3 separate regions of the Mus musculus genome follow, and all the other regions are linked to region 3. The links are chromatin loops, found by intact Hi-C in ENCODE. Cell type or tissue: left cerebral cortex. All regions are shown on one strand. Region 1 has its middle 140 kb from the start of Fgf20. Region 2 overlaps Cnot7 (CCR4-NOT transcription complex, subunit 7). Region 3 holds the start of Zdhhc2 (zinc finger, DHHC domain containing 2).

Evidence for each region. Peaks named below come from ENCODE experiments on the same cell type or tissue, not always from the same donor. Only the 100,000 strongest peaks of a DNase experiment are listed, where the experiment ranks them.
Region 1: a loop joins it to region 3, with 3 times the contacts of the local background. A loop is called at or near these places in 20 of 42 quality-filtered maps.
Region 2: a loop joins it to region 3, with 2.7 times the contacts of the local background. A loop is called at or near these places in 5 of 42 quality-filtered maps.

What each region holds. Positions count from the first base shown.
Region 1 is chr8:40,146,513-40,154,512 of GRCm38, reverse strand. No RefSeq gene overlaps it. Among named protein-coding and RNA genes, the nearest start is that of Fgf20, 140 kb to the left of the region's middle. In left cerebral cortex, CTCF peaks have their summits at 1,874 and 3,441 (motif pointing left); a DNase peak (open chromatin) is centred at 3,436.
Region 2 is chr8:40,494,044-40,502,043 of GRCm38, reverse strand. Cnot7 (CCR4-NOT transcription complex, subunit 7) reads left to right here. Exons shown (of 7, transcript NM_011135.5): 4 at 1,131-1,292; 5 at 2,605-2,749; 6 at 6,129-6,239; 7 at 7,929-8,000. Among named protein-coding and RNA genes, the nearest start is that of Cnot7, 14 kb to the left of the region's middle. In left cerebral cortex, CTCF peaks have their summits at 3,997 and 4,199 (motif pointing right); DNase peaks (open chromatin) are centred at 728 and 4,184.
Region 3 is chr8:40,420,843-40,428,842 of GRCm38, reverse strand. Zdhhc2 (zinc finger, DHHC domain containing 2) reads right to left here and starts at 5,028. Exons shown (of 13, transcript NM_178395.4): 1 at 4,674-5,028. The coding sequence starts at 4,800. In left cerebral cortex, a CTCF peak has its summit at 4,774; DNase peaks (open chromatin) are centred at 4,735, 5,150, 5,311, 5,722 and 2 more places; H3K4me3 peaks cover 2,822 bases; H3K27ac peaks cover 1,717 bases.

The DNA.
Region 1 (8,000 bases), 270 kb after region 3:
AAGCATCCACACTTTGGTCTTCTCTTTTGAGCTTCATGTTGTTTGTGAGCTGTATCTTGGGTATTCCAAGCTTTTAGGCTAATATCCACTTATCAGTGAGGGCATACTATGTATATTTTTTTGTGATAGGGTATCATCCTCACTCAGGATGATATTTTCTAGTTCCATCCATTTGCCTAAGAATTTCATGACATCATGTTTTTAATAGCTGAGTACTTGCTCCCAAAAGCAATCTATAGATTGATGAAATCCTCATCAAAATCCCAACTCAATTCTTCATGGAGTTGGAAAGAGCAATTTGCAAATTCATTTGAAATAACAAAAAACCCAGGATAGCAAAAACTACTCTCAACAATAAAAGAACTTCTGCAGGAATCACCATTCCTGACCTCAGTCTGTATTTCAGAGCAATAGTGATAAAAACTGCATGGTACAGAGACAGGCAGGTAGCTCAGTGGAATAGGATTGAAGACCCAGAAATGAACCCACACACCTATGATGACTTGATCTTTGACAAAGGAGCTAAAATAATCGAGTGGGAAAAAAGATAGCATTTTCAACAAATGGTTCTGGTTCAACTGGTGGTCAGCATGTAGAAGAATGCAAATCGATCCATTCTTATCTCCTTGTACAAAGCTCAAGTCCAAGTGGATCAAGGACCTTCACATAAAACCAGAGACACTGAAACTAATAGAAGAGAAAGTGGGGAAAAGCCTCTAACACATGGGCACAGGGAGAAATTTCATGAACAGATCATCAATGGCTTATGCTCTAAGATCACGAGTTGACAAATGGGACCTCATAAATTTGCAAAGCTTCTGTAAGGCAAAAGACACTGTCAATAGAACAAAATGGCATCCAACAGATTGGGAAGAGATCTTTACCAATCCTACATCTAATTGAGGGTTAATCCAATATATACAAAGAACTCAAGAAGTTAGACTCCAGAGAATCTAATAACCCTATTAAAAATGAGGTACAGAGCTAAACAAAGAATTCTCAATTGAGGAATACCAAATGACTGAGAAACACCTGAAAAAAAAATGTTCAACATCCTTAATCATCAGGGAAATGCAAATCAAAACAACCCTGAGATTTCACCTCATACCAGTCAGAATGGCTAAGAACAAAAACTCAGGTGACAACAGATGCTGGCGAGAATGTGTAGAAAGAAGAACACTCCTCCATTGCTGGTGGGATTACAAGCTGGTACAACCACTCTGGAAATCAGTCTGGCAGTTCCTTAGAAAATTGCACATAGTACTACCTGAGGACCCAGGAATACCACTCCTGGGCATATATCCAGAAGATGCTCTGACATATAACAAGGACACATGCTCCACTATGTTCATAGCAGCCTTATTTATAATAGCCAGAAGCTGGATAGAACCCAGATGTCCTTCTATAGAGGAATGGGTACAGCTCTATTCTTATTTACCCCAAAGGGGAAGGAGAAAGAGAGAGAGAGAGAGAGAGAGAGAGAGAGAGAGAGAGAGAGAGAGAGAGAGATTTAATGAGATGATATTTAGAGATAGAGAGATGATAGAGATTTATTGATTGATTGATTGATTAGGGAGAGTTCTGGATGCTTTGGGATGCTGGGGTGTAAGAGAGTTCTTTTCTTCTATTTATACTCCAAGTGGTTTTGCCGTACTGTTCCCCATATTTTCTGCATCCCACTTAAATCCTGACCCTGAAGTTAGCAACTACTGCTCAAAGTGTATCTCAGGAAGGAAAGCCAGACTGTATAGCAATGGAGAGATCGCTACATAGAGTGAGGCTACCAAGCAACATTAGCTTCTGAGGACCAAGCCTGTAATAGGAAAAGGGTGCTAGACAGTGCTGCCCCCTGTAGATGCTTGTGAGTTAATCAGTTAAACAGAGGTGATGCTCACGAGCAGCCTCACTTTCCTCACAGCAGTCCTGTGGGTTCTAAAGGATATTCAAAGAGGCAGCAATTTTCACAAGAGCCAAAAAATTGTTGGCAAGATAAGTTCAACATGCTTTATATTTGGTGGTTCTCAACCTGTGGGTCATGACCCCTCTTGGAGAGTCAAATGACTCTTTCACAGGGGTTGCCTAAAACCATCAGGAAACACAGACATTTACATTATAATTCATAACAGTAGCAAAATTACAGTTATGAAACTGCAACAAAAATAATTTATATACATAAATTTTCTCTTGTAAAAAAAACCCTCCAAATATTTAAGGTATATGTATGTGTTTGTACGTGTATACCCATATATATTTATTAATTATGTAATTATTATAAAATTATGTGTCACATTATATGCATAACTTCATAGTTGATATGAAATTGTGTGTATCATTAGTACATCATTCTAAAAGACTTCAAATGTAGTTTAGCATAGCCTTTTAAAATAATGAAATATACAGTAATGAAGCATAGATATCATTTTGTTTTTAACTTAGTACACACACTCTTTACTTTTTCCACTTCTCCCTAAGAATGTTCTTTTCCTCCCATGAGTTCTTTGCATCTGTTTCTAGTCTAGTATAATGGATGGCTTTTATTTTGAGCAACTGCTGGAGCCTGTACTTTATTCTTTAAGTGTCTCGGGGATGGTGCCCCACGCCTGCCCTTTCAGAAACCACCTTTGGTGTGGATTTGTACAAGGACCCGCATCTTTTGTGTCTGTTATTTTTCAGAGCGCAAATGGATCTCCCTCACCCTTAGACCCCCGTCAGGCAAGTTTGCCTTCCCTTTTCCCATCCCCAAGACAAATTAAGAATGCGAAACCTTTCACTCATAAGAAAACAGTGATAGTGCAGGTAACAAGACCTCACATTAATCAGGTCTTTCAAAGCAGAGGCCCCAACCTGCAGCCTTTGTCTGGCTTGGTGGTAGGTGGGTTTTTTCAGGCTCTCTTTAGGGCCCCAGCATTCTTTAGTCCTGCAGGACATTCTCCTTGGAAATGTCTCACTTTTCAGACAGCCCCTGTGTTGATCAGGAAAACCGGAGAGCCACTGAAGAAATCTGAACTTCTAATGATCCTCTTTTATATTTCCTTACAATAGACAATGACTCTCTCCACGCTAATGGCATCGGTCTGCAGAGAGGCAGTGGGGTACTGAGTTGGAGCGTGGAGAAAGAGCAGCCACTGTCACTTGGCCTGCTGTGTCATCGTGGTGTAAAAATCCCCCTTTTTCTGCAGCAGAACTGCTGTTGCTAATTGAAATATTCGGAGTCCCTCTAAACCAAGGTCAAGAGAAAAGAGGGTGAGGCAGAGGAACCGTTTCTTCTCCGATGAGCATGCAAGTATTAGCTAGTAACAGGACAGGCGTTTTGTGCCGTTCTAATTCTTTTCACCGCTATTAAAGATATAGAAAACTCACTCATAACAGCCTTCGAACTTCGCCAGGCGGACTGATAAAGGGCTATTTGTGTGTATGCAGCGTTGTTGGATCAAGCCCGCCCTCTGCCGGTCTGTGAAAATATTACCAGATACGATGCACTGGATTACTAAACTCAGGACTATGTTACAGAGAGTTTGGAAAATATGAAACCCTGTGCACCAGATTTCTCAGAAACGTTACATTTAACTCAAAACTCGTATTATTAACAATAATAAATTATCAAGGATCGGTAATTTATTTTTGTCATGAGCCAGGTAGTAAATATTTTAGGTTTTCTTGGCCCTTGAGACCTGTTGCAATTATTCACTCTGCCATGACAATGATAAGGTTAATATGAATGATGTGATTAAAGGTATGCTGCTGTTTTCCAGTACAGATTTATTTACACAGCCAGCCTGAGCTAGGTCTGCAAAGCAGTGAACTGTAACGCAGTACAAACCCAGGTTGAGCTACGAAAAACATTTATAAACACCTGACACATGTTTTATTTTTAAAAAGCAAAGTTATTCTAGGGGAGGTGACTATAATTTATGTTTGAAAGCTGCCACCACTTCTGAGTATTTTGAGATTATTATTAATTATCGTGATGGGTGTCTGCACTCAGCTTATAGACATAGTTCAGTATGAGATGCTAGCACCTCATGAGAGGTCAGAGACTGGGTATGTGTTTCTCAATTTAATGCCCTTAGAATTGGAGACATTAAGTGTATTTAGGGGCAGAATTTTGATAAAGAAAATATTCTATGTATTTCAGCGATTTTTACCATTTTAATGAAAAACACGATTTTGCCAAATTTATTTGAATGGAGGTTGGCTTTAAAAAATTCATCGTATGAAATAATGGCTTCTTTGTTACATTTTGTATATGTTTTACATGAACTTTGATTATATCTGTTTCCCCAGGATGCTCTCTTGTTCCCTTCTTCCTCCCACTTCTTACTCTTTTCAAATAGTATCTTTCTACAGTCAACACAATGCACCCCCCCCCCCACACACACTATGTGAATTTAGACTGTGGATATGAAATAAAACATTCAATATTTGTCTTATCGTCTGTGTCTAGTTAATGTCTTTAACATTATGATCTGCAGTTCTACCCATTTTCCTGAAAATGACCTAATTTTTTTCTTTTTATGGTGGAAGCTCCGTGGTATACACTTAAGACGCTTTCTCCATCTGTTCATCCATTGGTGCTATCACGGCTGACTACAGCTTGGCTATCACACATAATAAAGGTGACTGAGCAAGCACGTCTACAGTAGGCTAACTCAGACCCCTCTAGCTAGATACCCAGGGGGCTGATCTATGCTTGGTCTTCGGAGAAAATCTCACACTGATTTTCATAGCTGCTGTGTAATTTACATACCCATCCATCGACAGTAAGCAAATACCTGAAATCTCCCGCGGGAGGACTGGTTTTCATGGTATCAGACGACACCATGCAAGCTTGCTCTCTCTCTCTCTCTCTCTCTCTCTTTCTCTCTCTTTCTTTCTTTCTTTCTTGTTTTTTGTTTTTGTTTTTCTTATTTTGATTTTTTTCAGTAAATATTTTCTTTATTTACACTAAAAATGTTATCTCCTTTCCTGGTTCCCCTCCAAAAAATCCACTCCCCCATCCCGTCACCTCTCTCCGTGATCACCAACCTATTGCAAGCAAGCTTTCAAAAGAGAGAAGCAGCTGGCAGTCCTACCTAGCCACGACACCTATGAACCACAAACGACCAGCATGGCCTGATAACCCTAAGGGTGCTTATAACATTCAGCAAGACAGCAATCACACCTGGTCTTGGAAACCTAGCCAACTACCCAGGGCTAGAGAAGTTGGAGAAGAGTCTACACCTTTCACTTCACTAAACCAGCATGATCCCTTGCTACGACAGTATTACTCTTTTACTGTTCAGGATGGGTTTTGGCTATCTTGCGTCTTTTGCATTCCCATATTAATTTTAAGTTAGGTTTTGTTTTTTTTTTTCAATTTATGTGAAGAATTTTCTTTTTTTTTTCTTTTTCTTTTTAAATGGGGATTGAGTTCTATCTGTAGATTGCTCTGTTATGATGACCATTTTCACAGTAACAATGTTATCTATCCAGGAGTCAAACCATGAACCTAGCTCTATCTTCTAGAGTCTTCTTCACTCTCCCTCCTCAGGGTTTTTATTGTACAAGTCTTCCACTCCCTTGGCTATGTTTATTCCAGTGCTATCACATGTCTCAGAGTTTTCAAGTTTCATTATTAGGTAGATTTGTGATTTTTCTTAACACTTTAATGAATTTTTGAACCATGTGCTTTGATTTATTATATCTAAAATAGATGTACTTACTATTGTTCTTTGATTCAAGATCATGAAGACAGAAGTTTTTTCATTATTAGATTACTTTTAGCAAAGAATATAATTATCTGAAGGCAGAGCCCTGTGATCCTATAAATAAATAAAAAATTTTTTGGAAACCTAGTTATATGACTTATTACTAAACAATAAATTTTACATATCTTTTAAATTATAAAAATCAGTGATGCTTAAGCAAATTTATTCTAAATTATTAAAGATTTAAGATAAATTAACTTATCAGATATTCATATATCTAAAATTAATTCAGAGTAGTTAGTGATGAACATTATGTTTTGTAATGGTCATCCAGTCTGACAAAAAGGTCTGTGGTTTTCCAGACTATAAAGAAATTAATATATATCAACTTACTATAAACTACAGACATTTTGGAAGTGGGAATCTCGATTGAGGAAATGCCTCCAGCAGATTGGCTTGAAGAAAGATCTATCATGTATTTTCTTGATTGATGATTGGTGTAAGAGGGTCCAACCCATTGTAGGCAGAGCCAACCTTGGGCTGAAGGTCCTGAGTTCTATAAGAAAACCTACTGAGAAAGACAGTAAACAGCACTCCTTTATGGCCTCTGTGTCAGCTCTTGCCTCCAGGTTCCTGCCTGGTTTGAGTTTCTTCCCTTTATTCTCTCAATGATAAACTGTGATATGGAACTATAATCTGAAATAAACCTTTTCCTCCAAAGATGCCTTTGCTTATGATGTTTCATCACAGCAATAAAAGCTCTAACTAAAACCAATGTTTTTCTTAGTCCATTCATATGGTTTTAACAAAATAGCATAATTTGAGTTGATTATAAACAATAGATTGTTTTTTTCTTAAGGTGTACAGACCAAGTAAGGTCAAAGTAGTAGCAGATTCAGGACCTGCTATAGACTTTATTTTTTCACAAGTGAAGCCTTCTTGGTATATTTTCACATAGTAGAAGAGTCAGCTTTTCTTCTTAATAAAGAAAGAGCCTCCTTTAAGGGCTCTTCTCCATGACATCATCAAACTTCGAAGGTTTTAACTACTACCACCATCCCCACAGCCATCCCTCCCATCATCCCCAAAGCCAATGCCACCATCATCCCCACCACTAGTCCCACTGCTGCTCTCACATCATCTCTATCATCTTCAAGTAAACTTTAAGGGGACACAAACATGAGATCATAGCAGACATTAAGCAGTGACTTTGTGAACACAAAGATAATTCTGGCACCAAGTTTGCTGTCAAGGTCTTTACATTGGAGAACAGAGAAAATAAAAGCAAAAGTGGTGAGACAAAAATAAAATTGTAATAAATGCAAAGGAAGAATAACAAATGGCTGGCACAAAAGGAAAAAGAGAAATTCTTTCTTTCTGGAACCTCAAAAATGTATATTATATTCAGATCTTGAAGGTTGAATGGGGTTTTACATAGAGCGAAGCAGGCAAAGGATGGATGGACAGATGTTCTGGTCAGAAGCAGGAGAATGATAGATGGACAGATTCTCTTGTCAGAAGCAAGAGATTATTAAAGGAATAAAACAGCATGTATTCTGGGGGATAAACAGGGTTCCACTGTGTACATTTTGTAGAGCGATTGTGTCAGGAAGGTTTGATGGATGTGATTATGGAAGACGTTTAAAGCAACTAAATAGATCGAATAGATACAGGGTGAATGAATATTCCTCATCTGCAATGTCCAGGGTGTAGAGTGTTTCAAGTTTTTGAGCCTTCCCATTTTTTATGTTAGATGACTTCTAACTGGATACACTAATTTCACTTCTTGTGGCCTTTCTCTCTCTCTCTCTCTCTCTCTCTCTCTCTCTCTCTCTCTCTCTTTCCTTTCCTTTCTTTCTTTCTTTCTTTCTTTCTTTCTTTCTTTCTTTCTTTCTTTCTTTCTTTCTTTCTTTCTTTCTTTCTTTCTTTCCTTCTTTCTTTCTTTCTTTCTCTCTCTCTCTTTCTTTCCTTTTTCATTTGCAGAGCATGAAAAGAATAATGACTGGTGTGAACATTCTCATTTGAAATTAGGAACTTAATAATAAGGTTTTAAAGAAGGAAGAATAATGGCTAGTAACAGAGTGTTATTTTTTTAATAGAGCAAAATTTCAGCAGATATCTCTGAATTAAGAGATGTGCTAAAAATTGACTGGACAATAAGTAGCAGTGGGGGGTGGGGAACTTGGGGAACCACTAGAAAGTCCTAGATGCCAGGGATACGAGAGGCTCCCAGGACCCAATGGGGATGACATTGCTGAAATACCCAACAACAGGGAGATAGGACCTGAAGAGATGACCTCCAATCGATAGACA
Region 2 (8,000 bases), 73 kb before region 3:
TAAGGGACATATTTTTAGTATAACAAACAATTTAACCGAGGGTAGTGGGAGGGCCTGCATTGAATTTATTCTGATATCTTTCCTACAGGATGTTTCAAGAGAAAGCATGATGTTTGAAAGTGATGACTGTGGCTCCTCTCTGTTTTTAGATGCTTCAATTCTTAATTTTGTCATTTAGTTCCTGACAGTCTGGGAACTAAACTGACCTTTGAAATTGATTTCCAGAGAATAAGCTACAAAAATACATCTGATGAAAATCAAACATTAATTTTGGTTTTGTTAGTTTTATTGAAGTCTTTTATAGAAATTTTCTTTTGCTGATGGTAGAAACCAATGTTAAGGTTTTTTAAAAAGTAAATAAAAATAAGTGATAAATCCACAAGATACTTTTTCATGAATCTTCAACTTTTTAATATAATACTTAATGTATTTGTGCTTAGAAACTATAGGTGGCTTTTTGTGTGGTTTAAGTAAAAGTTTGAAGAGCTGGTTTATAGTGTGCTTCCTGGCTTGGTTTAAGGTAGTCGTCTAGGATTGTATTTGCCTCTAATGTAGGTATGTGATTGCTGAAGAAGAAATGATGTCATAACTGAGTCTTTATCTGAACAGTTCACTGCTTAACTAGAGCCGCTGAAAGGCTCCTCATTTGTGAGAGGAGGCATCTCCTTTTTCTTTAAGATGGAATGTAGTTTAACTCAGCCACAAGAGATGTTGGCCACTTGGTGTCTCCTTCCTGGTTCTGCTGAGAGCATGAGAGGTGTGCATAACCCCTCATGGCTGTGGTTACAGCTCCATCTGGCAGCACTAAAATAGCTGCAGAGACTGAAAAGAACATGTCTGTGGTAGCCTCTGGTGAGTAAAAGACCCTTTTTAAGCCCAGTGAAATGTATGTAATGTTTAGAAGCTGATGAAATTGAGTTGGTGTTAAGGGTGAACTCACCATTGGACTTTTTGAATGATTATTTACTTTTTGGATACCTCATATTTTATTTTTCTTGATCATTGTGAAGCATTTGAATGGTTGGACATAAACCAATCCTCTGTCTTGTTTCTGCATTGTAGTTGTAGGCATAAGTGGAGAACAACTGTTTAATGGGAATTTTGAACTTTCGTTTTCTTTCTCCTGCCAGGGAGGACATGTATGCTCAGGACTCTATAGAGCTACTAACAACATCTGGTATCCAGTTTAAAAAACACGAGGAGGAAGGAATTGAGACCCAATATTTTGCAGAACTTCTTATGACTTCAGGAGTGGTTCTTTGTGAAGGGGTCAAATGGCTATCATTTCACAGGTAAAAAATAAATAAATAAATAAATAAATAAATAAATAAATAAATAAATAAATAAATAAATAAATAAATAAATAAATAAATAAGGGGTTGCAGTGTGCTTCTGTCCCATCTGCCTTTTACGTCTGTCTGGGTTACTGTGTCAGCAGTGTTGTGCTTAGCTCTAGAAGGAATTAGCTGCCGTGAGTCTGTCTAGTACCTCACTGAGAACAGTGCTGTGGATCTTTTAACAAAACCAAAACCACACATACCTGCTCTTGGGTGCGTGTACCAAAGATCTTCTATGGTAAAACTTCTCCTCCTTCAAATTACAAGTAAAATAATAAACATCAAATAAAAGTTGATTTTGTTTGTCCTCCAAAAGATAGGCTCAGTAAGGTCATTTGCCAAATAATGAGTTTAAATTATAGGTAAGAAAAAGATACTTTATAGCTATAATTCCTCTCCTTTAACCCAGTGGAGGAAACTCATGAACCTAAAGGTCAGCACCAGCAAACGCTTGTTGTACGGAGATGTCTGGGGTTGGGCTTCAGGGAAGGCTGGCACAGGCCCTTCACAGGAGGACTTCAGGAGGGGAAGGAGTTAGGCCGCTGTGGGAAGACTCGTGATAAAGGATGTGTGACGTCAGTTTGAGGGAGCAGGGGGTTGTATTGTATAAAAAACCAGTTCTTACTTTTCCTTAGTTCCTGTCACATTTAACTTTTCCATTGACAACTGTCTCGGAGAGTTATACTGACATAGAAACATTTGAGGAAATGTACATCTTAATTAAGTCACTTAGTGGAAATGAAATACTCTGTTAGGGATTTATTCTTCGAAATTGGAAAGTGTCACCATCTCATGTAAATGGTGACAAGGTTTTACATGATTTTTGCCTTTGGCATGTTAAGTCTTGCTGGTTTATTACATTTTCACATACCTTCCCATTCACTGTGGCAGTGACCTTACTGAACCTATCTTTTGGGGTGTGCACTTGCATGTCTGTGTGGTTGACATAAAACACTCAGCTTTTACTTGGGTATTGGGGGTCAAAAATACTCATGTTTGAACATCATCTCTCCAGCTTACATATCAGAAAAATGTTATTTTAGTGACTGTAGAGTTAAATTTATACTATCATGTGTTCAAGATGCTGAGTGATCAGTTTCTGCACTGTAGTTATGGACGTGTTTCTTTTCATTGTTCCTGTGTGTACGTTATTGTTAATCCTTTTGCCTATAGTATGACTTGTTTAACTTTCTATCTGAAAAACTAATTTCTTTCATTGTATGGTATTAATGTATTTTTTTCTGAATTATTTTAATCTTTTTATTAGTGGTTATGACTTTGGCTATTTAATCAAAATTCTGACCAACTCTAACTTGCCTGAGGAAGAACTTGATTTCTTTGAGATCCTTCGGTTATTTTTTCCTGTCATTTATGATGTGAAGTACCTCATGAAGAGCTGCAAAAATCTCAAAGTAAGGCTTCAGATGACTTTATCCGGAACTAGCACATTAGTTAGCCCAATGAGTCTCAACCTGGAAGTTGAACAACCCTTTCACAGGGATCAATTATGACCATTGGAAAACACAAATATTTATATTATGATTCATAACAGAAAAATCATAGTTAAGAAGCGATAAAAATAGTTTTATGGTTGGGGTTCACCACAACAAAGCTGTATTAAAGGATGCAGCATTAGGAAGGTTGAGAAGCACAATTTAGACCAAGTAATTTCTATAATATCTTAGGCCTGAATGTTTTAAACCATGTTTTAGAAGTTATGTTAAGCCGGGCAGTGGTGGTGCATGCCTTTAATCCCAGCACTTAGGAGGCAGAGGCAGTCAGATTTCTGAGTTCAAGGCTGGCCCGGTCTACAGAATAAGTTCCAGGACAGCCAGGGCTACACAGAAAAACCCTGTCTCCAAAAAAAAGAAAAAAGTTAGTTAAATTATCTGATCCTATTCTTAATAAACAATCTCTCTTCAAAGCTGCGGTATTTATCTTAACAGGATAAGGTTTGTTTTGGTTTTGTGTTTTCCTTGGTTGGATTTTTGTCTTGTTGTAGATACTTTAAATTGTATTTTATGTATGTGGGTATTTTACTTGCATGTGTATATGCACTAAATGTGTGCCTGCTGTCTGAGGAGGTTAGAAGAGGGCATCCCATCTCCTAGATTATAGTTATGGATGGTTGTGAACCACCATGCTGTGTTGGGGCTGAGCCTGTGTCCTCTGCAAAAACAGCAAGTGCTCTTACCTGCTGAGCTATCTTTCCAACCAAGTTATCTTACCTGCTGAGCCATTTTTCCAGCCCAGAATAATGTTGATATATTAATTGCATTAAATATATTTAAGAGGGCTGGTGAGATGGCTCAGTGGGTAAGAGCACCCGACTGCTCTTCCGAAGGTCCAGAGTTCAAATCCCAGCAACCACATGGTGGCTCACAACCATCCGTAATAAGATCTGACTCCCTCTTCTGGTGTGTCTGAAGACAGCTACAGTGTACTTACATATAATAATAAAATAAATCTTTTAAAAATATATATATATTTAAGATACACACACTCTCACTCACTTCTGTGGAAGTTTACAGCAAGAGGTAGCAGAGGCTAAAAGAGAGAGTGTCAGACCCTCTGGAACTGGAGTTATGGGTACTTGTGAGCCACCTAGTGGGTGCTAGAAACTGAAATTTGGTCCTCCACAACAGCTGTGCTCTTAGCTGCTGAGCCAACTCTTTAGTCCCCAGAATAAATTTTTAACAAAAGCCAAGCTAAGGGCCATGTTTTTGTTATTGATGCCAGATTGAGGGTCATCAACTGAAATGAAAGTGTGAGGTGTACACTGACAGAGCCCTGTATTACAGAGGTTCTCATACTCCCAGCACACAGAACTATCACAAGCATACAGATTGGGGTTGGCCAGCAGGGGGCAGAGACACTCAGTAGTGTTCTAAGGTGGTTTTCCTTCAGATTATCCTGACTAGAGACTCTCCTTTATTCTTTCTTGTTAAAGTATGATGTTGTTATTTTCGTAGCTAAAACTGGTTAGGCATAAATACTATATAGTAAATGTGTAGGTTCTATATAGACAGTAGCTTATTCTGATAATACTGAACATATGTAGCCATGTATTTTTAACCTTTGGACATTAATTTTATCAAAACAAACATTTCCTGATTAAAGAAAAGTACTACTTTGGCTCAAGAGCAAATTCCCCTGAGTTGGCACAGATCCCTGGCAATACACTGAGTGGGTTTTTAGTTGCTGGATTTTGGTGTGATATGTTAAGTTATAACTAAGGAAACAAGTGTATGTGTAGCCAATATTGTCCCTGTCTTCAGTAAAACCAAGGTTGGCCAAGTTTTCCCTATCTAGGTTTTAGAAAAATACAGACAGAGCTTTGCTTTAGGAAACAGTAAGGAATTTAATAGTTTTTCTTAAGCAAGAATAGAGGAATTATAATGTGGAAGCTTTAGTTTCAACAATTTACTGAGAATTGTAGGACAGAAGTAATTTGTCACTGTTGTAGGTGTGGTGCCAAATAACTAGGAGAACTTCTTGAAAGATTATCTCATGACTGTCAGTTGAAAGTCACAGAATCCTGTGTCATTTGAGGTTTCCTCATAAGTGAACTCCAGCAGAGTATTCTGACTACTTACACTGATGAGTGGCATGCTGAGAATCTAAGGCTCCCACCTGGCTGGCTCTGGAAGTTTTTGGTTTTGTTTTGTTTTGTTTTGTTTTGGTTATTTATTTATTTATTTTTGGTTTTTCAAGACAGGGTTTCTTTTATTTATTTATTTATTTTTGGTTTTTCAAGACAGGGTTTCTCTGTATAGCCCTGGCTGTCCTGGAACTTACTTTGTAGACCAGGCTGGCCTCGAACTCAGAAATCCGCCTGCCTCTGCCTCCTGAGTGCTGGGATTAAAGGCGTGCGCCACCATGCCCGGCTGTATTTTGTTTTTTTAATTGACAGCTTGGTATAATGATAGTTTTCAGAAACAGAGTCCTAATTTTTTATTCTTCTATATATTCAGAAATATCTAAAAATATCAAATATTTTATTGAGTGCTATGTGAGCTGCTCACATTAAAAGTGTATGTTAGCAATAAGGTGCTACCAGTCATTCATATCTAGTCTGCTGCTGTGTTCTAAGCAGCTGCCAAGGATGCATGGTGCACACAATGTTAGAAACCGTTGCTGGCAGGAGTCCTGTCAGGCTAGGATGTGACTACAGGATAGTAAAGGCTTTGTATTTTAAGGAGGAAGTTGATTGGTAGTCTGTTCTGTGTCTGTCTATTTCTTCTCTTTTCCTTTGACACTCGTTATTTTTCTCAGTCATAGCTATAGTAATATAAGCAGATCAGAGCAACCATTCTAAAAGAGTTGTATATTTGTAAAATTCTCTTTTTAGTTGAGAAAATGGAAATTATGTGGTAGATTGACAATGACAGTGGTCTGAACACTCATGTTGTCTTTGTTTTACTAAGTTTTAAATACTTTAGGGGATGCAGATATTTTTAATGACACTGAGTATGGTTTATTACTGTTACCCTGAATATGATCTACTTCCTTCATATCTCTGGAAAGTTGTTAAGGCATGCTTAACTTGCCTTAAGATGTATAATTAAAATAAAATTTTCCTATTAGAATTTCATATTCTGGTAAAAAAAGGCTTTTATAGTCCACAGATAAATTACAGATTCATATTTTATCAATCCCCTTGCCATCTTTACAAGGTTCATCTTTACATATTAAAAATGTATTCATATTTTTGTCAGTGTCTAAATCTGTAATTGTGAATTCCAGTCCCAAAGTCCTCTCTATTTGACAAGCAACTTTTCTTCCTTCTAGGGTGGATTACAGGAAGTTGCTGAGCAGTTAGAGCTGGAGCGCATAGGCCCTCAGCACCAGGCAGGATCTGACTCACTGCTTACAGGAATGGCCTTTTTCAAAATGAGAGAAGTATGAAGACATCAGTGCCTTTTTCTTGGTTGTTAGGTAGAGAACATTAAAGGTCTGATGACAAAAGTTTTGGGCATTAAGAACCTACTAAGTGAAGATATAAATAGAGGTACTATATAAGTTACATCCACCACATTTGAATGAAAATGTTAAATAAGTCCTCCTGAAATGTAACGCAAAAGGAAATAGAATAAACTCTTTATAGAATAAAAAAACATTATTTATTCTACTGAAATATGTTGTTTATAGAATAAAAAATTAGGTGATTGTAGAGATCATGTACATATGAACATGCTGTTTTTTAAGCTAAAAAGGTAATAGTGAGGGAACTCAACTTTCTTAGACCCCATACGAGCCAGGGAGTCGTACCTTCTTTTTCTAGAAACTGGTGGCGAAAATAGATTTGCTCATGTCATTCTTCATTGCTTTAAAGGTTTTATAAAGTAGAACTTAACAGTTTTTACTAAGTCTTAAAGGCTTTTTGAATATATAGGTATTAATTAAATCTGAAGTCTGACATATAGTTGAGTCAAAACTATCAGGAATTCAAGTATAAAATTGTTAGGAGTAGAAGGATGATATGTAGTGGAACTGAGTGTTTTTAGGATAGATAACTAGGTGATAGATGTCGTGGTTACTTCATTGCTGATAATAATAAACAAATTTTAATTGTATACCCACACACACACACACACACACACACATATATACACACACACACACACACACATGTATTCTATTTTTGGTACACTGTGTGTGTGTGTCCTATTTTAGTTTGGTATAAATGGTACAAATATATATATAAAATGTGCCTACAGAAACACATTTTTATGAAATAGTTGCTGTGGAATTATTTTGAGTATATTCTCTTGGTAAAAACATGCTATTGACAGAACGCATTTGACTTGTTTTGCCAGGTAGTATTGATTCAGAAGTTATTTGAATTGTCCACTCACGTAACTAACTTAGTTTCAGTATAGGACCACCTTTTGGATTTTTTTTTTTTTTTTAGTTTTTTTGAGACAGGGTTTCTCTGTTTAGTCTTGGCTGTCCTGGAACTCAGTTTGTAGACCAGGCTGGCCTCGAACTCAGAAATCCACCTGCCTCTGCCTCCTGAGTGCTGGGATTAAAGGCGTGCACCACCACTGCCTAGCTGGATTTTTATTTTAAAATGTCTTATGGCTAGTCAGTGGTGGAATTCTGGCACCAGTTTGTTATCCTTATTTTCCTTTTTATTGTCTTCTTCAAGGACAGTGATGTAGTGAGAGTGTTAAGGTTTACTGTCTATACCATGCTTAGGATTTTGTTAATTTTAGTCAGTTCACCCTTGCACCTAGACTTAAGACAACCTAAGATGGTATAATGTCTCCTCCCCTTCTCGACATTACTTCTCATATTCTGTGAAGTTTGTTATGTTAAAGAAATGAAAATGTCTGCCATGTTTTTTATGCTCATAAGTTCTTATTAAAATGAGGTAAATGTTAACGAAAAATATTTTTGCTTTTTAGAACGTGTCCTTTAGGCCTGTAGTTAAGGGCATCAGTCAGTCTTATTTATTAAATATGCAGCATAGCTTCTCAAAGGAACATCACAGAAAGAGTTAGTAGCAATTACAGTGTTGAGATGTAAACTACAGGTTGTATCATTTGCTTAAGATGATTTTTTTTTCTTTCAAAATTTTCTTTTTAGATGTTCTTTGAAGATCACATTGATGATGCCAAATACTGTGGTCACTTATATGGCCTTGGTTCTGGCTCATCC
Region 3 (8,000 bases):
ACTTCAGGAAGGACAGAGAACTTTTAACGAATGCAGCGTCCCACTGTTCCTCTGGGATAAGGATGAGGCTGGCCTAAACTACCTCTGAGCTTTGTAAGTTGCCTTGATGGAGTGCAGCGACTTGAGTAAAACCACAAGGAAGCTTAGAACTGCGAGTGTATAATTAGTACTAACTGTCAGGTAGACAGCCAGGAAACCGTTTAGAAACCTTGGGACCCACTTGGCTTGGGCCGCATGAACGAATCTCTCTTGCCCGTGTGAGACTCTCGAGCTGTGCACACATGCCCGTCTCTGAACGATGACGCACTTAGCCACCTGCTAGCCACATCAAGCTACATGCACCCGGCACCCTCCAAAATGGAACAAGGCTTTTCTTCCTCAAAAGCCCGTTCAGCCTGAGCTGGTTTGGGGTTACATAAACAACAAAGCAAGACTAGGTTCTCCTTAGAGAGTAGCTCCTGTTTACCACGTTTAGCCTGTGCATTAAAGGGTGAACGTACAACTTAATGGTGGGATGGGACACTTGCAGTAGAACAAATGATGACTTAACTCAATCAACCAATCAAACATGGAGAACCATGCAAACCACGCCCCTTCTGAACCAGATCCTTCTTCCTTTATACGTCCTGAAAGAGCCCAGGGAACAACCATGACCCTTGGGTATCCCCAGTCATGCAACCTGCTTGCTCTCCTACGGCCTGTTCTCACCTGTTCCAGCGCTCTGCTCTGAATTAAGTTTCCTGGCTCCTTCGCGCTCTCTGTGGGCTTTCATTTCATTAAAACAGGCCCCAGACCCAAGAAAATCCTGCCCGAGATCATGACCACTAGGAACAACAGCACATGCCCAAGGTGAAATCATGGCCGTGACACATGTTAGGCAAAGAGGACATCAAAAAGGTTCAGCAAATATATGTGTTCCTCTCTTATAATGATCTCAGGAGCTTTTAGTAAATTTGGACTTATAACAAGATAAAGGGTATTTAAAAAAAACATATCAATCCATTTTAAATGTTAGCACCTAAGAGGAACCAGTTTAACTGCCTTCTTCAATATGTATGTTTCTATACTAATTATCATGGTGGCTCTGTAAAACACACCCATCGGGTCCGGCATAGACACTGAACCGCACCCAAGGCTGCAGGCACTCTTACCCCTTTAATTTTGCATCATAATACACACGCCCTTATACTTTTTTTAACCCTTGGAATATATGACCATATAGAAAATGCTATAGCTAATATCTGAATAGATTAAAGATGGCTATGGCCTAAAATAAGCCAAGGATGGGGAGAAGGGCAGTAGGAAGAGGGCCATGGATAGGTGAGAGAGAGGAAAGCATTGGGAATAAGATAAAAGTTTTATTAACTAGTAAAGCATATAAAATATTCTACAGATTACCCATATAATAGCCATATTTAGTCTCCTATTGTCAGAATTGGATGTATTTTATCTGAAACACTTGACTCTTCCATTTCCTCTACATTCCATATATTTCACATCCACACACATTCCCAAAGAGATGAGTTATTTTTGTAAAATACAAACACCAAGCAAAAATTATGCTCACCGAGAACGTGCCTAGAGAGCCACATACATGCACATCGTTAAATATAGAAACTAACTGTAATGAGCATCATTATCTCTGGTTTCCAAGGATACCAGGATAAGCACTACTCCTAAATTGCAGTTCATTCAGCAAAGGGCATAGAGTAATTTATATTCAGGGTCATCACTGGCTGACAGCAGATGTGGAAGGAAGACCAGGGTAAATCACCCTGCTTTGCTGAATCCTGTGTGTCACCCACTTTACTTTTCAGTCCTTGACCCCCATCCTTTGGCTCCAACCCTGGCCAATATTTCACAGGAGGAAGTTGAAGACTATGATTGTAAATAACAGCTTCCAAGAGGACAGAAAACTCCCCCAAAGGGCAGGGCAGAAAGAGATGGATTAATGTGAGGGTGGAGGTGGGGGCTGGCACTCACATTTTCTTTGTTTGTGAAAAGCAGCAAAGGCTGGCTGTGTGCATCAGTCACTGTGGCCGCCATCTTTCCCTGTGTCTAGAGAACAACTGTACCTTTAACCTCAATGTCTCAGCCAACCAAGCTCAGGCATCAGGCAGTGAGTGCAAGGCTTTTGGAGAACACCACTGAAAATCAAACTCACCTTCCTGAACTTTGCTTCCTCGTCTTTAGGATCTAGATGCTTTGTTTCTAACAGCTTGGTGTGGGTATAGTTCTGCACCCATTGATTTGTTTGTGGTGGTCTGTTTTCTGATTGTTTCTTACTGGGGCACGGTTGGTCACCATAGGTGGGTAGTGACAAGGAGTGGCAGGATGCTTTATCAGGTAAATATCAGTAAGAGGCCATGGCCCCGAGGAACTTGCCCTTCTAAGTCCAATGGTCACTTATGAAAAGGGTGACTTGGATACCACAGATAGCTTACTTTAAAATGATGGAAATATACATAAAGTATGGCTCAGGGGCTGGGGAGATGGCTCAGCAGTGGGTAAAGCGTTCACTATGCAAGCACGAGGTCCTGAGTTCAGACTCTCTCTGAGCCACAGAGCCATCTAAAAGCTGGATGAGTACAGGCCTGTGATCCTAGCTCTAGTCAGTGGAGACAGGTCCACCCTGGGGCTTGCTGGCCTGCCAGGCTAGTGGAAAAAGGTAAGCTCCAGTTTCAGTAAGAGAATGTGTCTCAGAAGGGAAATTGGAGAATTATTGAGGAAGATACCCAATACTGACTTTTGGCTCACCAGCATGGGATAGTGAATCTGCTCACACATGCACATAAGCAAAGACTACACACACACACACACACACACACACACACACACACACACACACACAGCACACTATGGTTCAGGTATAGTAACCATTCTCTATGCAGTTCCTTAGTCATCTGTCTACTTAGTAAAATAAAACCCCCTATGGAGCATCTGCTACTTGTGATGGAGGGAACCCTCTGTGCCTTCAAATGCTTCCTTTTGACGGACATGAGCTATTATGCCAGGCTAAGCTTCTTAGCTTAATGTGATAATAAAGAACAAGCTGGCTATTTTGACAGTGAAGGCCTTCTAGGGCATTCCTCTTTTGCAACAAATGATGTTATTATTTCCCAGAGATGAAGGAATCAAACAGTACAAAGTTTCCCAATAGTTACATAACATATACAGTATATATCAGTAAGCAACCTATTTACAGATTAACTGTTAATACAGAAACTTTAATTTCTTTCTTTAACGCTCTTCCTGTACATTGTACATGACTACTTATTACATATTCTTATGCATTGTCAGGAAGATGTCAGTATAGACCACTTTTAAAAATCTTTAAATCAAAAATTAGAATTTTCACCTAATTGGGATTAAAATGTTGTTTCTGAATCTAGTCGACAAGGTAATAATAGCAAATTTTAAAACTATATGAAATGGGAAGATAGGTTCAATTATCTTGAAAGTGATGTCAAAATTATTTTGGTGTTATCATCTTGACACCATTTCTCATAGGACCGACATTTGGAGCTGAGATGGCTTCAGAGAAGGTTTTGCACTTCATGCACGAAGCTTTGAAACTACTCAAGTTGCAAAGCTTTAAGGAAACAGACCCTATTTCCTCCTTGTCCCACCCTAGGCTAGTACTTGGTTAGGGCAAAGGTTAGTAAGTTCAGTGGGTAAACATCAGACAAAATATTCACGTATCCCTGGCAGAAGAGTCATCCCCTGTGTGAACATTTCTTCCTGATAACACACATCAGCTTTCACGGAACCTCCTAAGGCAGAAAGTTTACATTAAGCTTCATAACTGTATTCCCTGCTTATGAATAATCAACCTTAAAAAAACAAATCTTCAGTGCTGAAAGTGCCCCACCCACCAATTCAGGAGCTTTATCTTGGACTGGGGCACTTGGTTCTCTGGATGCTATGCACTTCAGATGATGGTTTTCCTGCCCCGCTCTCTATTTTCCCAGCATCTAAACTATAGTCTTCTATATTTCTCACAGGTCTTCGAAAGATACTTTCTAGTGGCTCGCCCTTCCTGCCTCCTTTTGAATTAGAAAGTGGCTAATTATCAACCCTCAAACCACACAGGCGGTTACAACGCTCGTGAGTACTGTTATCATTTTTTAAAAAGTGGGTCTATGGCCATCAGAAAAGAAGCTGGCTCTGCCATCCGAGCGAGGTTAAGGCCAGTGTTTCCCCATCGCATATCTGGCGCAGCTCTGATTCTTGGCCCAGCCTTCAGGGCAGCTTCTCCGGCCTCCAGGGCAGCTTCCCAGCCTCAGTGACCACAGTGGTCCCCTGTTCTGTCCTGCTCGGTGAGAGGGTGTGGCTGGGGTGGCAGTGGTGAGTAAAAGGCAGAAGGGGGTACTCCTGGCCGTGCGTCCTGGGGTGGAGGTGACCCAGTAACCCAAAAGCGGCAAGGGGAGACCAAGGGAGTGACAGAGTGCAGGAGGTCTCCAGGAGGCCGGCTGACCTCCGCTTGGGGTGGTGGTGGTGGGGAGAGAGGTTTGGGGCGGCAGGCAAGCAGGTATTGGGAAGCGCCCAGGGCGCGCGGCGGGGTGGGGAGAACCCAGCGGATGCACAGAGTGGAAGCAATCGCAGAGCGGGGCTGTAGTCCCGGGACCGCGAGGGGACAGCGTGTGGGGTTCGGGACGCGGGCACCCACTCACCTATGCACAGCTGGATGGCGTAGGCGTAGTAGGACCAGCCCAGCAGCAAGCTGATGAACACCACCGGGATCCAGTAGAGCACCCGCCGGCACCGCCGCCTCACGCCGCCCGAGCCCGAGGGCGCCATCTTCCAGCCGCAGACACCTGCCCAGCTCTGCCGCCGCCGCCGCCCGTGGGCCTGGCTCGGGGCCGGGCTCGGGGCTCCCGGAGCACCCGACGGGACAGGCCCGGGGGCGGCGGCTGGCTGTGCTGCGGCCACCGCGGCCGCCGTGGCGCTAGCTCCCCATCCCGCGGCAGCGAGCGGGCGCCGCGGACTCCCGCTGCTCTGCCGGGCTGAGGCGGCGGCTCAGAGTAGGAGGACGAAGGCGACGAGGCGGCGGGAAGCTCCGCTCCGCCCCCGCCTGGTCCCCGCCCGGTCCCCGCCTCGCTGCCTCCCACTGCGCGGCGGGCTGCGCCCTCGGGCGGGTGCAGGGATCCGGACGCGGACTCCCACGGCGCCCTCGGACTCTCGGCTACCCGTGCGCCCTTGCCCTGGGCCACCGCAGGGGCGCTCGAGGTGGCGACCCGGTGCCCACCTTGGCCCTCCCGCCCCTGCACTTGGCCCTGGATCGCGGGACTGTGATGAGAATTGACACTCGCTTTGGGTCACCCTCCCCAGCCGCAAGCCACTCCCAGGGCGCGGATCGGAGGGGGACGAGCTGCAAGGTGTCGCTTGTAGGAGGACGAGCGTCAGCCCCTCTTCGCCCCGCCCCCGGGACCAGCCAGTTGCTATCCCACTCCTCACCGGCCAGGCCCAGGGAGGATTGCGCCAAGTCCTTAGGCGCCCAGGCCCTCACCCTTGCATCTGTCAGGAAAATTCTCGCTTTAACTTGTGGGTGCCAGTAAACTGGCTGAGAGTAGCCAAAGTGCGGTCAGTTTCCAGAACAGACCAGCGAAATGATGGTGTTTGGGCATGAGAACGCCTACCTAGGTGCCCAGATCGCCATGAAGAGGGTTGCCAGAGGCCCTAGCCAGAGGGAGCAAGTTGAATTTTACGTTGTGAATCCATTGACAGTAACTAGAGTTAGGGCTGGCAGATCTTTGCTGAGAGAAGATTCTCTCTTTTTGTGTTAAACTGTCTTGTGATTCTAAGAGTAAAGTTTACCGTCCCCATCTCCCAAGAGCCAAGCGATTCCTTCTCTGCGTTCTTTCCCATCCTATCCAGCCTGACAGTGATTTTGGTTGTGATAGCGATTCTAAATTTAGCATATAGTAGAGTTTAAAGCGGTTGTCAAAACCACTGGAACGTGATTCTAATGGTAGTTAGAACAAACATCCCACAGTTAATTGTTGGTGAATGGGAAAGGAACGTGTTTCTGAGATTACTCCTCCCATTATATAAACAATTAGTATGTGTAACAGGTACCAGATATCATTAATGAATACTATATTTACTCCACACAACCAGATTGGGTAGAATTACTTGATAAACGTGATAAGAATGCTGAAGTATAGAAACCCAGCTCCAATTATGTCCTCCTGGCTTTTCAATTATCTTCCCAAGACTGGATTAAATATCAAGCCAATGTTCCTGAAACAGCTACTGCATCAACGCAGAAACAACCTCGCTCACCGGCACCCCCAGAGCTCCCTGGGACTAAACCACCAATCAGAGAAAACAGGAGGTGGGACTCATGCGTATATAGCAGAGGATGGCCTATTCGGTCATCAATGGGAGGAGAGGCCCTTAGTCCTGTGAAGGTTCTATGCCCCAGTATAGGGGATTGCCAGGGCCAGGAAGCGGAAATGAGTGGGTTGGGGAGCAAGGGGAGGGAATAGGGCATTTTCGGAGGGGAAACTAAGAAAGGGGATAGCATTTGAAATGTAAATGAAGAAAATATCTAATAAAAAATAAAAAAGAATTTGAAAAAAAAAGTACATAGGAAATAGTAGTCAGACTCATGATGGACTTTAAGTCACTGAAATGTTCTTAGCCTGTGAGTCACTTTATTTTGCTGTGATGTTTTATTCTGTTTGGATACTCTCTAGGGCAGATTAAAATGAAAACAGAATTTCCCCTGCTATCCTTAGCTCCTCCCCTAGAAATCAGCTTCACATCTTAACCAGATTAGAATAAGGAATCGAGGGGGTAGCTCCCCTGTCCACGTGTTTAGCATGTTTGAGACCGTGGATTCAATATCCTCTACCAACTTCCAATTCATAAAATAATGAGACCAAAGGGGGGGGGCAGCTTGTGATTCCCATATCAGAACCAAGATACCTCGTAAAGATGAGCTAGCTGCTGGTGAAGATGAATGGACATTACTGAAGACTCAAAGGAGGTCGACCCCACCCTCAATCCTGGGAGTGCCACTGTGCCCTTCAGATACCCACTGACACCTGTACCATCCTCCATAGTCCTTCAGGGCTTGAGGTCAGCCAGGAGGAGCAAACATCCTACTCAGCTTTCAATATAAGCTGTATGCAGGTTTAACACCTTTATAGGCCAGATTTTTATTACTTTATCATCACGCTTTATTACTAGAACACCCATTGTTCACACTTACGATATTTGTGAAGGATTTTCAACTCTTTGCCGCACTAACGGTACTGTTAACTGAGTTGCTGACTGCTCACTGTCATCTCCGAAACTGTCTAGCGCAGGAAGGCAGGAAGAATCATGTCTGAAGCCACACGATGATGGGATTTATCTCAGCCTGGCCTCTAATTGGACAGGCGCAAACCCGCATAGCTGAATGCAAGCTCTTTGGTCAGTGAGCCCGTGCTAGACACCACACTCTCGTGAGCCTGGAAGGATGACCTGCATGCTCAGGGACAGACAGCCTTTGATCCCCCTTTCAGCAGGACAATGGATTGAACGCTGTACACCATTCACAAGAAATTTACTCTCCACAGAGCTACCTACATTTCAACTCTAAGTATTAGTTATCTTTTAAAAGATTTCAAGGAACTCTGGGTGAGTAAAGTCAGGCAGAAGAAGGTGAGAGGAAGTTGTTTTGGAGGAGAACCTGTCTATCCTGGTTCAAATGGTGGTAAGACCATCCCAGCAAAGCCTCTCCTGGAGTCTCTGCTCTACTCAAAAGTTTATGAAATAGCACTACCTCTCAGAGACATTCTTTTTTAAAACTACAAGATTCCTATGGCCAGATCTTGGCTCTAGGAAAGATTCTTGACCAGCTTTCCTCTGGAATTCCCAGTACCCCCGCTCCTTCAGTCCCCAGACCTCAACTCCAGCTTGTGTTTGCCTTTAAAACTCCACATCTTGCTTCTTCTCCCAGATCCAGGCTGAAATCTTCACCCGGTCTCTTGAAAAGTAAGTATTAAGAA